Linked DNA regions of Mus musculus: region 2 is linked to region 1. A link is a loop called in an ENCODE intact Hi-C map of the cell type or tissue named here. Cell type or tissue: left cerebral cortex. All regions are shown on one strand. Links, peaks and the distances in the headings refer to the core of each region. The heading gives the core; the rest is flanking DNA. Region 1 holds the start of Dop1a (DOP1 leucine zipper like protein A). Region 2 holds the start of Prss35 (protease, serine 35).

What was found. A loop is a pair of places that touch in the nucleus more often than their neighbours do. Peaks named below come from ENCODE experiments on the same cell type or tissue, not always from the same donor. Only the 100,000 strongest peaks of a DNase experiment are listed, where the experiment ranks them.
Region 2: a loop joins it to region 1, with 8 times the contacts of the local background. A loop is called at or near these places in 5 of 42 quality-filtered maps.

What each region holds. Positions count from the first base shown.
Region 1 is chr9:86,464,070-86,470,689 of GRCm38, reverse strand. Dop1a (DOP1 leucine zipper like protein A) reads right to left here and starts at 3,536. Exons shown (of 39, transcript NM_177208.3): 1 at 3,394-3,536. It overlaps Ube2cbp (ubiquitin-conjugating enzyme E2C binding protein), which reads left to right and starts at 5,774. Exons shown (of 10, transcript NM_027394.2): 1 at 5,774-5,949. The coding sequence starts at 5,873. In left cerebral cortex, for the core only: a CTCF peak has its summit at 3,598; DNase peaks (open chromatin) are centred at 3,072 and 3,533; H3K4me3 peaks cover 1,427 bases; H3K27ac peaks cover 774 bases.
Region 2 is chr9:86,741,368-86,747,987 of GRCm38, reverse strand. Prss35 (protease, serine 35) reads right to left here and starts at 4,355. Exons shown (of 2, transcript NM_178738.3): 1 at 4,182-4,355. In left cerebral cortex, for the core only: CTCF peaks have their summits at 1,543 (motif pointing right) and 4,229; DNase peaks (open chromatin) are centred at 1,573, 4,310 and 4,700; H3K4me3 peaks cover 1,051 bases.

The DNA of each region.
Region 1 (6,620 bases), core at 644-5,643:
AAAGTCTCTGATGTACAAGGCTTATTTGGCTTATAAAAGAGGTAATAACACCAAGGAAAGAGAGAAATCACAGTTTAGAAACATGTGAATCAAAACAGTATTTTCCTACAATAAACTGCCAATAAAAACTTTTAGCTACTAAACAAAATATTAGCTTTACATATCTACTAAACAGTTTTATTTCAGAGGTCAAATTTACCGTATTTAAAGCTTATCTATTAGAATTAAATATTTTAAGCATGGTATGGTGGTGCACACAGTGCTCTAGAGGAATAGGCAGTCAGATCTCTGAGTTCAAGGTCATCCTGGATTATGGAATGAGTTTCAGGACAGCCAGGACTATACAGAGAAGTCCTGTTTTGAAAAAACAAATACAATTAAATATTCTAATCCCAACTCCCTCAAACTAAGGTGTTCATTAGTAGCACTTATTCAAAGTAATAAAGGAGACAGAATATCTTCAAGATTGAAGAATATTAGTGATAACTTCCAAAAGGCTTGGTCCCAAGCTACTGCTGCCATTTGCAGGGAGTGAGGACGAGTGGGTGTGCGTTTGGGAACTTCAAGGAGTGAAGCTAAGAGAAAGTAGGTTGGACTTGAGGAAGGGTATGGCAGGGATGGGCTGAATCTTGCCAAATTCCCCTCTCTCTTGGCCACCATGAGGTAAATAGCTTCTGCCATGCCATTTTACCTGACCAGAGGCTGAGAAGCAAGAGAGCAAAAGACAGGGACAGCAACTGCAAACCAAAAGTATTTTCTCCCTCAGTTATTTTCTGAAGGTGACAAAAAGCCCAGCATAATACTTATCAGAATTTAGCCAAGGGATTTAATTTTCAACATTTAGATATTGTTTCCAAACAGTCAGAAATAATAGTATCAGACTTTTTTGACCTATAGTAATTTTCAGTTATCCCAGATTTTAAAATCATTAAGCACTGAATACATTTTATATCACTTTCATATTTCATTCTTTTGAGATACCTAACTAGAAGGAGAAATCAGTATAGTGAAAGGAAGACCACTCTCAACACGGCTTTATTTGTTGGAACTTTAAAGGGCCTTTCTACAAACATTCAGTAATAACCACAAAAATCAAACCAAAACATGAAGAAAAGCATCAAGCGGCTGGAAAAAAAGATACTTTTGTTATAAATGAAAGAAAGAACTAGGACCAATAGTGATACATGCATCCTTAATAGTAACTTTTTTTATACTGAGGATCCTTAAACGTCTTTTGTTATACCAATGAGGTCTCACTACATACATCTTCATGCCCCAGAGACCTTAGACAGCAACAAGGGGCCAATTCGTGGCTTTTTCCGCTTGGAAGCAGACATACCTCTAGTACAGTAATTCTGAAATTGGTATCATGTGTTATTTTATTCTAGGAGACTTTAACAGTACTGCAATGAAACCCAGGGCCTCAGGCATGCTTGGTAAGCATTCTACCATATACTTGCATTAGAAACTGGGCTCTCAGCTGGGCGTGGTGGCGCATGTTTTTAGTCCCAGCACTCGGGAGGCAGAGGCAGGTGGATTTCAGAGTTTGAGGTCAGCCTGGTCTACAAAGTGAGTTCCAGGACAGCCAGAGCTATACAGAGAAGCCCTGTCTCGAGGAAAACAAAAAACAAAAACAAACAAACAAACAAAAAACAAAAAGGAAAGGAAAGGAAAGGAAAGGAAAGAAACAAACTGGGCTCTCTGGTTAGTTAAATTTGGGAAATGTTATTTAAACCTTCCTTTGGAAATTATATGCATGCAAGCATAGCATGAAGTCTTTGAGGAGCTGCCTTCACAAGCAAACCAAAGTTAAACTTGGGGGAAGGAGGTGTGGCTTGGTGGTAGAGTGTTTGCCTTGTATTGGAAATACCTCAGGTTTGATCTCCAAACAAACAAAAGTTAAGGTTGGTTAAATCTAGTGTGTTGCCACATGATTTGACATGGAACACTGTTTAAGGGAAGTAAACTATTGCTTTAGTACAGTCTTGATGGGAAATAGCAATTTTGAAAATCATGAGCTCTTCAAATCCCTGAGGCTGTTCATGTGCCAGGCCCAAGGTTTCATTCCTTCCCAGCACCCCAAGAAAAAAAGTTTACAGTGGGAGCACAGGCTTGTGGTAGAATCTAACTAAGCATGCACAAGGAATCGCAGTACCACTAAAACAAAACAACAAAACTAGACACCAGAATACAGACAGTAACTGAGGGGTAGAGAGATCATACCCAGTTAGCAGCAAAAACAGAGCTTTGAACCTTAGCCCTCAAGCCCCAGGCTACAGTTGTTTCTACTATTGGAATTACAAAGTAGGGCTCTTCACAACAGATGGGAAAGCAATTAAATTTAACCTTTGGGTCATGGTGTCACATTTTTGGTCTATGTTTCCTTCAGTTTTAAAAATTCTTTATTAAAAATTGGGTCCCCAAAAGGGGGTTGCTTTTAGCAGTTCTGAGGAATGACAAAGTTTAATTAGAAGTAACCATTACAACAAGGAATTCAGACTACCTGGGCTATAATTTCTGTCAGCTCAACGAACCAAGGGATTGATAATCCTGTGACTTACTTAGCACATAGCCTAGCACATAGCGACGCCATGCTAATACGAATACAACTAACCTCAAAGTGGCAAGACCTTAACACCTACATATGGGGCTATCATCTCCAGAATGAAAAGTTTTGACCCTATAGTTGCGAGCTACTAAATGAGGTTGACTCCTGTATTTTTCCGATCAAAAAAAAAAAAAAAAAAAAAAGAGAAGAAAAAAAAATGTGTTTGTTGACTACAATCTCTAAATCTGAGTTTTCTTCAACTCCACAGAACTCCGAGATAATATAAGAATTAACAAGACACAATTTGCTTGGGGAGGAGAAAGTACAGTTGCGTGCTATTCCCTCCTCAACAGGATGAGGGTGAGGTTAAGTACAGCGATGGGGCAACTTTCAAAGCCTTGGAAATCAAAGGTGAGGACTGTTAACAACTTCCGTGTGCTAGCTCGGCTTCCTCTTGGTGAACTTGGCTCTGCTTCCCAACCCTCTGCACCGGCACATCGGCGGGCCTCGGTGTCGCCTCGATCCTAAAAGGGACCCACCGGGCTGGCGAGGCAACGGGGTGCCGGGAAGCCTCCAACAAAGGCGCCGGGCACCCGCGCCCAGGTGACACCACCCCTCAGCCCCGTGCCGGCTCTGCCCGCCGAAGGCCACGGGCGGACAGGCCCCGGGTCCCACCGCTCGCCCCGGGCAGGTCAGGGCCCGTTTCCCTCCACCCAGAGGCGGGCTCAGGTGGGGGCCGGGCGGTGACACCCCGACGCCACCACCGCAGGCCAAGCCCGGAGACGCTCGCCCGAACCGTGCCGCGTCTCGCCGCGCGACCGCGCCGGGGGCGGGGACGCTGTTACCTGCCGCGGGCTCTGCTGCTCCCCGCTGGCGCCGCTCTCTTGGCAACCGCGGCAGCCGCACGAAGGCCGCCAGCCCAGGGCCTAGTGACAGCTACCAGCGTGCACCGCGCGCGCCCACGCCGGCGTCGACGTCGGCGGCCTCCGTCCCCGCCCCCGTCCCCGTCCGCTGCTCGGCGGCCACGGCTAGCCGGCGCCACAGCGCCCTCGTGCGGGCGACCGGAGAGACGGCGGAGGGAAGGCGGGAAAGGTGTGAGCAAGGAGCCAGCGAACCATCATTTTGATGGAATGGGGGAATTGAAAACAGTTTTGAAGTATTATTTAAGTACGATCATCTGGATCCACCAGCACTTTATGCGCGTCATTTCAGGCACAGTTTGTGTGAAACCGAGAGCCAGTTTAGCACTTTTTTTTGTATCTAGCCGTCTTTCAAACGCGTATTCGAAAGGGTTGTTGTCTTTACAAGTGTTTTTGCGTGTTCTAGTTTTAAACCATATATGAGGAGCACGCTAATCTGAGGACGCTGTGTATTTTGCTAGGTGTCAATATTAAGTATTGCCAAAATTTAAGTAATATTCTGTGTTAAAAGTATAAGAGAACAATTGTCCTTCAAATAAATGAGTTGCCACCAAATAGTAGTTACCTTTGCTTTTTTTCAAAAATTATTTACTTATATTTTATATGGGAGTGCCACAGGTATGTGTGTGCATGCATGGAGCCCAGAAAAAGAGGTCAGATGCTCTGAAGTTGCAAGCAATTATGAGTGCTATAAACCTAGCTTCCCAGTCCTGTGAAACAGCAACCAAGTGCTCTTAACCACAAAGCCAACCCTCCATCCCAAAGCTTTTACTTTTTAAAGCTATTATTCCCTCTTATGATCTCAAATTGTTGGAATGAAACAGGAATTTATATAGCAACATGATAAACTTTAAAACACCTCAAAGGTTGATATTAGAAAAGTTATCTGAAATCACATTTTCAGTATACTTAAGACCAGTTTTTGTTTTGAGACAGTCTTGCCACATAGCTCTAGACGGCCCTGTACTCACATAGCCCAAACTGACCTTGAACTTTCAGCAATCCTGCCTCAGTCTCCTAAATGCTGGGGTTGCAGATATACGCCATCCTCTTTGGATTAAACCTATTTAGAAATGCTTCCAGTTTGTTCAATGTCAGATAATTATAACTATGAAATTATGAAATGGAACATCAATAAACAGGATTTCAGTCCTGGCTAGTTTTATGTCAACTTGACACAAGATAGAGTCTTCTGAAAGGAGGGAACCTCAATTGAGAAAATGCTTCCATAAGACCTAACTGTAACTCGTTTTTTAAAATAGTGATTGACCTAGGAGGGCCTAGCCTATGTTGGGTGGTGCTATCCCTGCCTGGGTCGGTGATCCTCGGTTCTATGGGGAAGCAGGTTCAGTGAAACCATGGGAGCAAGCCAGTAAACTCACCCTCCCATAGCTTCTGCATCAGCTCCCCCTCTCGGTTTCTGCCCTGTTTGGGTTCCTGTCCTGACATCCCTCAATGATGAACAGTGGTATAGAAGTGTAAGCTGAACACATGCTTTCCTCCCCAAATGCCTTTGGTACTGTTGCTTCATCACAGCAAAAGCAACCTTAACTAAGACAATCCCCATTATACAAGCTATGTTTTAAATAACAGCTTTCCATTCTTAAAAGGTGTCCAACTGAAATCCTATGGCCTGATATATTTGTTTATACCACACTAGATCTTTTACTGCATCAAACTTTCGAAATGTATCTTGTAGGAGCAATTAAGTTATGACTTCTTTTATTTCTGCAGTATAGTGGGAATGTATATCAGAAATTACTCATTTCCTTTTAGCTTCTCAAAAGTTACATGAATGGTCAGTCAAGATACAAGTCCACCAGTCTTTTAGTGGTTACACTGGTTTTTGCAACTGTTTCAGTCTTGGAAGTACCATATCTAGCGCGAAATGTAATGGCCAATCAATTGTGGATATTTTTGGATACATCATACGGAAGCTAATAAACTGTTCTAGTTCAAATAAAGGAGACTCCGATAAAGTGGGCTTTGGGGCTCTGGACCTATGGGAAGTACCACCTGTACAGCTTCTGCTCCATTATCTACCTCATCCTACTCAACTATCCAGAGAAGAGCTTCCCCTGGCCCAAACTGAGCTTTCTGTTCATTTCAGGGAAAGAAATGCTCGTAGTCATAGTCAAGCCCATCCAACATCCTTCCAGTGGAGGTCAGCTCTGCTCTCTGGGTCGCACCTGTCCTACTAGAGCGGCCACTGGGGCAAGGTCGGCGCCTCGGCAGTGCGCTCTCTTCCCGGTAGGTGGCGCTCTAGCCGACAGACGGCCGCCGCCGGATCCCTTCGCGCTACCTTGGCCTGGGAGCCAGCCGCCTGCTACGGCCGCACGTGCTCCCACCCTGTCCGGGTTCTAGTAACTGTGGGCTCGGTCCCGCGTGGGTCCCTGAGTCGGCCATGGCGGTGGCTGCGGCGGAAACGCGCGTGTTCCTGGAAGTGCGGAGACGGCTGCAGAGTGCGCTGCTAATCCTGGGGTAAGGGAGGGAGCACCGGTGCGCGGGACCGCGTGCATGGGCCAGGCGCGCGGCCCGGAGCCTGGTGCGCGTGTGCGTGGCACAGGAGCGCGGATGCGCGGGACCGAGGGAGCGAGCGCGCCGGGCAGTAGGCGCGTGCGCGGGACAATGTGCGCGTGCGCGGGGCGAGATGGGTTGCCCTGGCGAGCATTTTAGCCGCTGAACCATCTCCCCAGCCTGTCTGCGAACTTTAAATTTCATATTTACTACACAAACAAGAAACTTTTAGGGGGTAAAATGCTCCTTTTTGCTAATGGTCAGCAATTTTAATGGTTTGTGATCTCTTCGTGGGTTTTGCCTAGTTCTTAGTGACAAATGTATCAAATAGATGTGAAAATGTACTACAGAGCAGCACAGTTGTATTTTTTTTTTTCCTTAGCTTCGCCTTTTTTCCTAAAATCTGACAAGTAGCTAAAGTGGCAGTTTTGCATGCGGCCTGAGGACTGAACTCAAATCCTACCTTTCTCACATGGGCAGAATTACCTGGATTTCTTCAGTTTTAAGATTGGGATTGAGTCTAGGCTCAGTACAATTCATTTGTGTAGCTTGTACAGATCTTGAATACTCCCCAGTATGGGGATGAAGGGTGGGGAGGAGTGAGATCAATATCCACAATTTCTGTCCACTGTGTT
Region 2 (6,620 bases), core at 1,131-6,130, 280 kb before region 1:
GGTAGGTGGTCTACAAAAGATGCCAAGGGTTAGCAAGCAGAAGAACTTAACAGGGACATTTTCCTGCTGATCTTCAGACTTCTAAGCTCCACGCATGTAAGATTAATAATTTTTTGTGAATTTACCTCTGTAAGGTTTGGCTAATTTACTGGAACAGAAATGGGAAGTCAGGAGGTTTGGAAGAAAAGCTCTCATTAAAGTGTTTGCCATGCAAGCACCAGGATCCCAGCGTGGTCCCTAGAACCCACTACAAAAAGCTGAGGATGGGTGCCTGCATATGTGCTCTGCATGCTGGGTAGGTGGAGACCAATCTTGGCCTGATTCTAGAGAGAGATCCTAATTAAAAAATGAGGTGCTCAGCTTCTGGGCTGGCCATGGTGGCACTCACTTTAACCTTAGCACTCAAGAGGTAGGGGCAGATGGGTCTCTGAGAGTTCTGGCAGAGCCGGAGTTACTGAGTGAGACCCCATCTCAGGAGAAAGGAGGAAAGAAAGGAGAGAGAGAGAGAGAGAGGGAGAGGGAGAGGGAGAGGGAGAGGGAGAGGGAGAGGGAGAGGGAGAGGGAGAGGGAGAGGGAGAGGGAGAGGGAGAGGGAGAGGGAGAGGGAGAGGGAGAGGGAGAGGGAGAGGGAGAGAATATCAGAGAAATAAAAAACCAATCACTTGGTGCTTCAGTGATGGCTCAGTGGTTAACAGTGCTTGTTGCTCTTGCAAAAGACCTGGGTTCAGTCTCAGCATCCACATCTGGCAGTTCACAGCTGCCTCTAACTCCAGCTCCAACGAATCTGACTTCCTTTGATGGTCTCTGTAGGCACTTGAACATGTCATAAGTCTCTCTCTCTCTCTCTCTCTCACACACACACACACACACACACACACACACACACACACACAAGTTAGACATACATTTGATAGTTTCTGAGGAACAGCATCCAAGTCTGACCTCTGACCTCTGGTCTACACACACACATGAGCACGCACCAGCAGACACATACATAACCAGCACACACAAACATACTCCCACCACACTAAAAAAGAAATAAGAACTTAATACGTAGATGAAGATGAGAATATAGTTTCTAAAACTGCCTTCCCTGGATGTTTTGAAAGTAGTTGGGAGTATGAAGTTGGGGGGGGTTCATTTCCTAGGTGCTAAACATCAATTATAAAATTTATAAAGATAATAGAATGTTCAATTTTAGATATATAAAACAGAATCTCAGGAAATTTTATGATAGTATTGATTAGTGCCGCTAAAATCAGGAAGCTGAACAGTATAGATGATAATCATTTCTCAGCAAATGAAGTGTTAACTATGCTGAGTACCATCTTAAAGGCCTTTCTTTAAAAAAACAAAAACAAAAACAAACCATAACCTCTGACAGTTCTTCTCAGCTACCGAGTGGTCTCATAAGACCTAAGCTTGCTCTCCAGTTAATCGTGATCAACAAAGAGCACACAAGTGACAAGTGACATCAGTCAGTGAGCTTCAGAAGGCTTCATCTCCAGTCCTGGGAGCAGGTCCTTGCTGGCTATCTATGCCACCACTAGATGGCAAAGCAAGCCTGCCAAGAGCAAGTCTGGGGCTGCATTTCCTCTTACATCATTCGGCTGTGAATCAGAATTGTCCTCGAAGCATGGGAGATGAGGAAAGTGTAACTGGTTCACAATACACTAAAGAGTTGTCGCATATGGAACTTATCACACGTTCAAAACCCACCTCCAGGTCCCATCGCCCATCCTGATGAGCTGAGGACTGATGACGATGTCCACAGCCAGACAAATTTCTGGCAGGTGTTTTTCCCAAAACAGCTCCAGTGCCAGGACCCTCCCACCATGGCCTACAGCACGGCTGAGCCATCCACCCCATGGGCTGTGATTCATTTCAACGCAGAGGAAAGTCGCGAGCCTGCCAAATATTTCCATATGTTTATCAAATACTTTATAATCCATTACTAGGGGTAAGCTCTCCACCAGTTCTACGCTGAGAATCAACAGTTAGAGGGTTCACTGACAATGTGCCAATGGCTATTCAAAATACCGCATACCATAGCACTATTTTCAAATTCAGCTTCAGGACTGGAGACAGAGCAATGTCTGCTTTAAAAGTTTGGCAGTCCTTGAGGGAAAGGAAGATGGTAAAGTTACTCAGATGATTATTTTACAGTAACCCACAACTTCTGTTTCTCATCACAATAAAAACTAAAGCCTCCCTTTCTTTTCTTTTTTTTCCTGCTATTTCTGCAGGATACGTACATCTCAATTTATAAAATGTTTCGCTGTGTGTAAATCAAATTGAGGTGAATGGAACTAAGGTAACCCCAAGGGTGATCCTTCATTTGCTGGCATATGAGGTGCACCGTACATGACTCTTGACTACGCTTTATTTTTTTTTTAAGTTGGATCTTCAGCAAAGAATAGTTAATAAATGCATTATCTTTGGTAGTCACAGTGTATTTCGCTAATCACATATCAGTTTACCTGTAGGGAAATGTAAAATTATAAAATAATGATTTGTAAACTAAGTTGATGTTGGTCTTTCCTAATGTTCCCAATTCAGATTTCCCATCTGTCGTGTCTAAGGTGAAGGAGCTCCAGCATTCCAGAATTCCTGAGTCCGGTGCTTCTATTTAAAATGGATTTGTTGGATATTTGAGAATTGGGCACAGAAAGAAAGGCAGTCTATTCAGTAGAGAAAGTTGACCCACAGTAGCAGCTTCACGTGTGATGAGCCAAGCACATACTGAGGGCTCTCATATTTTAAAATATCTGCAAAAAAAGTGGAAAAGAAATGTACATAGAACTGTCTCACATGAGAGTCTTCTCTAAAATGAAATCCCATGCACCGTTTGATTGGCACTTTCTAGCCTGGCTCTTATTTGGCTAGGATTTTAACATTTTCTCTGCTAAATCATAAACCAGATCTTAAACACAATTCTCCAGTCAGCAAGTTATGACTTTTATAATTCTCTGTACAAATGAACTTGGCGGCGGGGAGGGGGGGATGTCAGAAGCCAGAAAAATTAATAAAGACAGGGAAGAAGAGACTTGATATACCAGACAACATCTTTCTGCATGTGTGTGCACGCCTTGGTTCTTGTGAGTAAATGGAACCCCATGGAAGTCAGAAGACAACCTTGAGTGTGGTCATATGCCAGGCTAACCCCCTAGAAGCTTTCACAGAGTCTCCTATGTTCTCTCCCCATCTGCTATAGGGCACTGGGATTTCAGATGTATTCTATCTCCTCTGGTTTTCTGTGGGTTCTGGGGATCCAAACTCAGGTCTTCATGTGTGTGAGGAAAGCCTTCTATTTGCTGAACCATCTCCTCAGCCCTGAAGAGCGACTTTCCAAATTGAAGATGGTATGGAAGTCAGATCAATCAGGCTTGGGAGTTGCTGCAACTTTCCAAAAATTCTTATTATTATAAAAGGTCTCAAGATCTCACACACCCATACACAGACACAGACACACACACACACAGAAAGACACAGACATATATACACACACGTACACACACATGCATATTTACACATATACTAACACACACTTACATACAGTCAGACACACATACACACACACCAACACACAGATGAGGCAAGAGAAATATTTAATCTCCATGTGCCCTTCACTCAGCTTTGGTAATTCTCAATACTTGGTTATTTTTTCAATCCACTCACCCCTGGCTGGTCCTTTAAAGCAAGCCCAAGATCTCCACTTCATCTCACCTCCTCGTCCCACGGGTCTTCCACTGTTCATTTCGCTACCCAGGCAGAAGGGAGAGGAGAGAGGGCAGGGCGACAGAGAGAGAATGAGGCAGACAGAGGCAGAAAGTACTTCGGCAGCAACTTAGGGAAGAGACAAACCTCTTTCCAGGAAAAGTTTTTACACCTTTTCCAGTGACATCTGTTAATAATCACAAAAATAAAGAGGGTCCCCTCTGGTACTGTTTAAGCAGAAAGCATTCCATTTGTATTCCAATGCAAACATCACTCACTCCTCGGATGTTAACCTTGCAGTGGCCGTTACTCATTCAGAATGGAAGAAGGGTGGTTGATCTCTAAAAAACAGCCAGCCTGTGATCCCTTCTTTAGTGCTTTTCTGTGTTCCTCCTGTGGGTCCTGCCTTGTTCAGGAGTGGTCCAGCCTCTAGGGTGCCCTCCTGTGCAGTGAGTTCATCCTTACCTGAGATGCTTACTGTATCCTCCCGTCCCAGGGGCGCTGCCCAGCAAGGATCCGGGTGGATGCAGACACTGGCTACGGAAGGTGCCAGGAGCCTAGTGGGCAGCAGAGTGCAGGGTCCTCTCAGCGGAGCTTCCCCGAGTCCGGGACCAGGCGAGAGTGGGGCTGCTGCACTGAGTGGCTGGAGATGGGAGGGGAAGGGGCGATGACGCTGACTTAGAGGGGAGGGGTGGGCGGATCCTGCTTACACACCACTGCATCCCTGCTGCACACCGATGGTTAAGAGCTAGAAAAAAACTCTAAATGGGTTCGCAAGAATGTAGGCACCCAGGGCGTGTTTTAACCAATGTTTTAAAAACAAAGCAGCAAAAACAAGAGGAGGAGGAGCGGCCAGCATGCCTAAACCAACTTAATCAGTATTAGCACGAAGGGAGTAAAGGTTATGGTTACCTCCAACCCAAGAGTCTCCATCTAAGGCCAAAGGCAGAGGTGAGGAGCCTACGCTGGGACACTGGGACACCCAGGGAGCAACTTGTGCAGCCTCCTGTGATTCACTTCTGTAGCTTTATTTTGAGCCAAGTTTGGCATACTCCCACTCCGGTCTCCACAGAATTCCCATCACACTCTTTCTGTTCCTTTCTTCTCTCCTCGGGATGGGGCACTCCTTTGGGATGGAGATTGTATGAGGAAAGCATTGTCAGCATTCCTTCTAGGCTCTGCCCTACAGTTACCTGGCAACAGCTAGGTATGACTGACTCAGTAAAAAAAAAAGGGGGGGGCTATTTGCCCCCTCCTTACTTATCCTCTTGCTCTCTTCCCTCTCTGTACCCTTCTCTCAACATTCCCCTCCCACCTCTCTCTCTCTCTCCACGTGTTCATGGCTGGCTTCTCTCCTCCCTTCCACTCCCCTCCCCACCCCTCCCCTCCCCACCCCTCCCCTCCCCACCCCTCCCCTCCCCTCCTCTCTTCTCCTCTCCTTGCCCCCCTTCTCTCTTTCTGTCTCTACTCCCTCCTAAACTCCCTTCCCCCTGCCCAAAATAAACTCTACTCCATACTATATCACACATATACTATATATGTGACTGGTCTCTCAGGGGGAAAGGATGCCTCAGTATAGACCCACAGAGGCACCCCCTTCCACCTCACCATACCTCACTCTACCAAACATATCCTGGTTCTTTCTTTCTTTCCTTTTTATAAAACACAACAAGCTTTACTTTTTCAGCTTTTACTGGGAAGCAGGTCTGGAGCAAAGAAAAGAAACCCCGAGTCCTGTATTTGGAATGTAGTCCAGTGTATGGGGCATTCACGTAAGCATGCCCAAGACTTAAGGTTTCATCCTCAGAGCCTGTGCTCACAACTGCCCCCTGACTAACCTCCATAGCCCCCCAACACAGAGAGAGAGGGGGGGAGGGGGAGAGGGAGAGGGAGAGGAAAATAAAATAAACTACCTCTGTCAGTTCTGACCTTCATAGCACCAAAGAATCAAATAAGTTCACAGGCCTAGTCTATCATGGAACAACTGGTTCTTTGTACTATATTCATTGATTGGTTGGTTGGTTGGTTGGTGGGTTGGTTGGTTATATGAGGAGCACATGTTTGCCATGGTACATGGGTGGAGGCCAGAAGACAACTTGTAGAGAGAGGTTATCTGTTTCATTCTGCAGTGTGGATCTGGGAGACTAGACTCGGGTCTTCAGTCCTGATAATGTGTTTTATGTGTTGAGCATTATCATAGCAACCCACAGCACATGGTTCCTTTATTACTGTTATTTCACTTATTTATTGTCGGGTGTGTATGTTACGTGACTGCCAAGAGGTATGGATGAAGGTCAGAGGATGGTTTCTAGGGATCATGTAGGTCCTAGAGATGGAACTCTGGTTGGTGGCAAGCAGTTTTACCCTCTGAGCCATGTCACAGCCCCGTAAAACTTTGATCTTCAGTGGATTGCTGAATTTCTCAGATTTCTAAGTACTAAACAGGATGAGATCATAACATGTTGTTGCTTCCTGTTCTCTTAGCATTGTCTTTAAGAGATTGACCCACACTGTTCAAATCCATTGGTAATTTTTATCTAGATTCACGCCGTTAGTTCTGAAGTAATTAGATTATAAAATGGTATGATTCTTTAAATCGTCGCTATGCTTTGTGGCGCTTGGCGCAGGTGCTAATTGTTGAACTGAACATGCTTCTTAGTTAAATGTAGAGTAGGAAAGTGTCTTAGTTAGGGTTTCCATTGCTATGAAGAGACACCATGACCAAGGCAACTCTTATAAAGGACAACATTTAATTGGGGCTGGCTTATAGACTCAGAGATTCAGTCGATTATCATCGTGGTAGGAAGCATGACAGCATCCAGGCAGGTATGGTGCTGGAAAGGAACCTGAAGGTTCTATATCTTGTTGCAAAGGGAACCAGGAGAAGACTGACGGTCTCCAGGC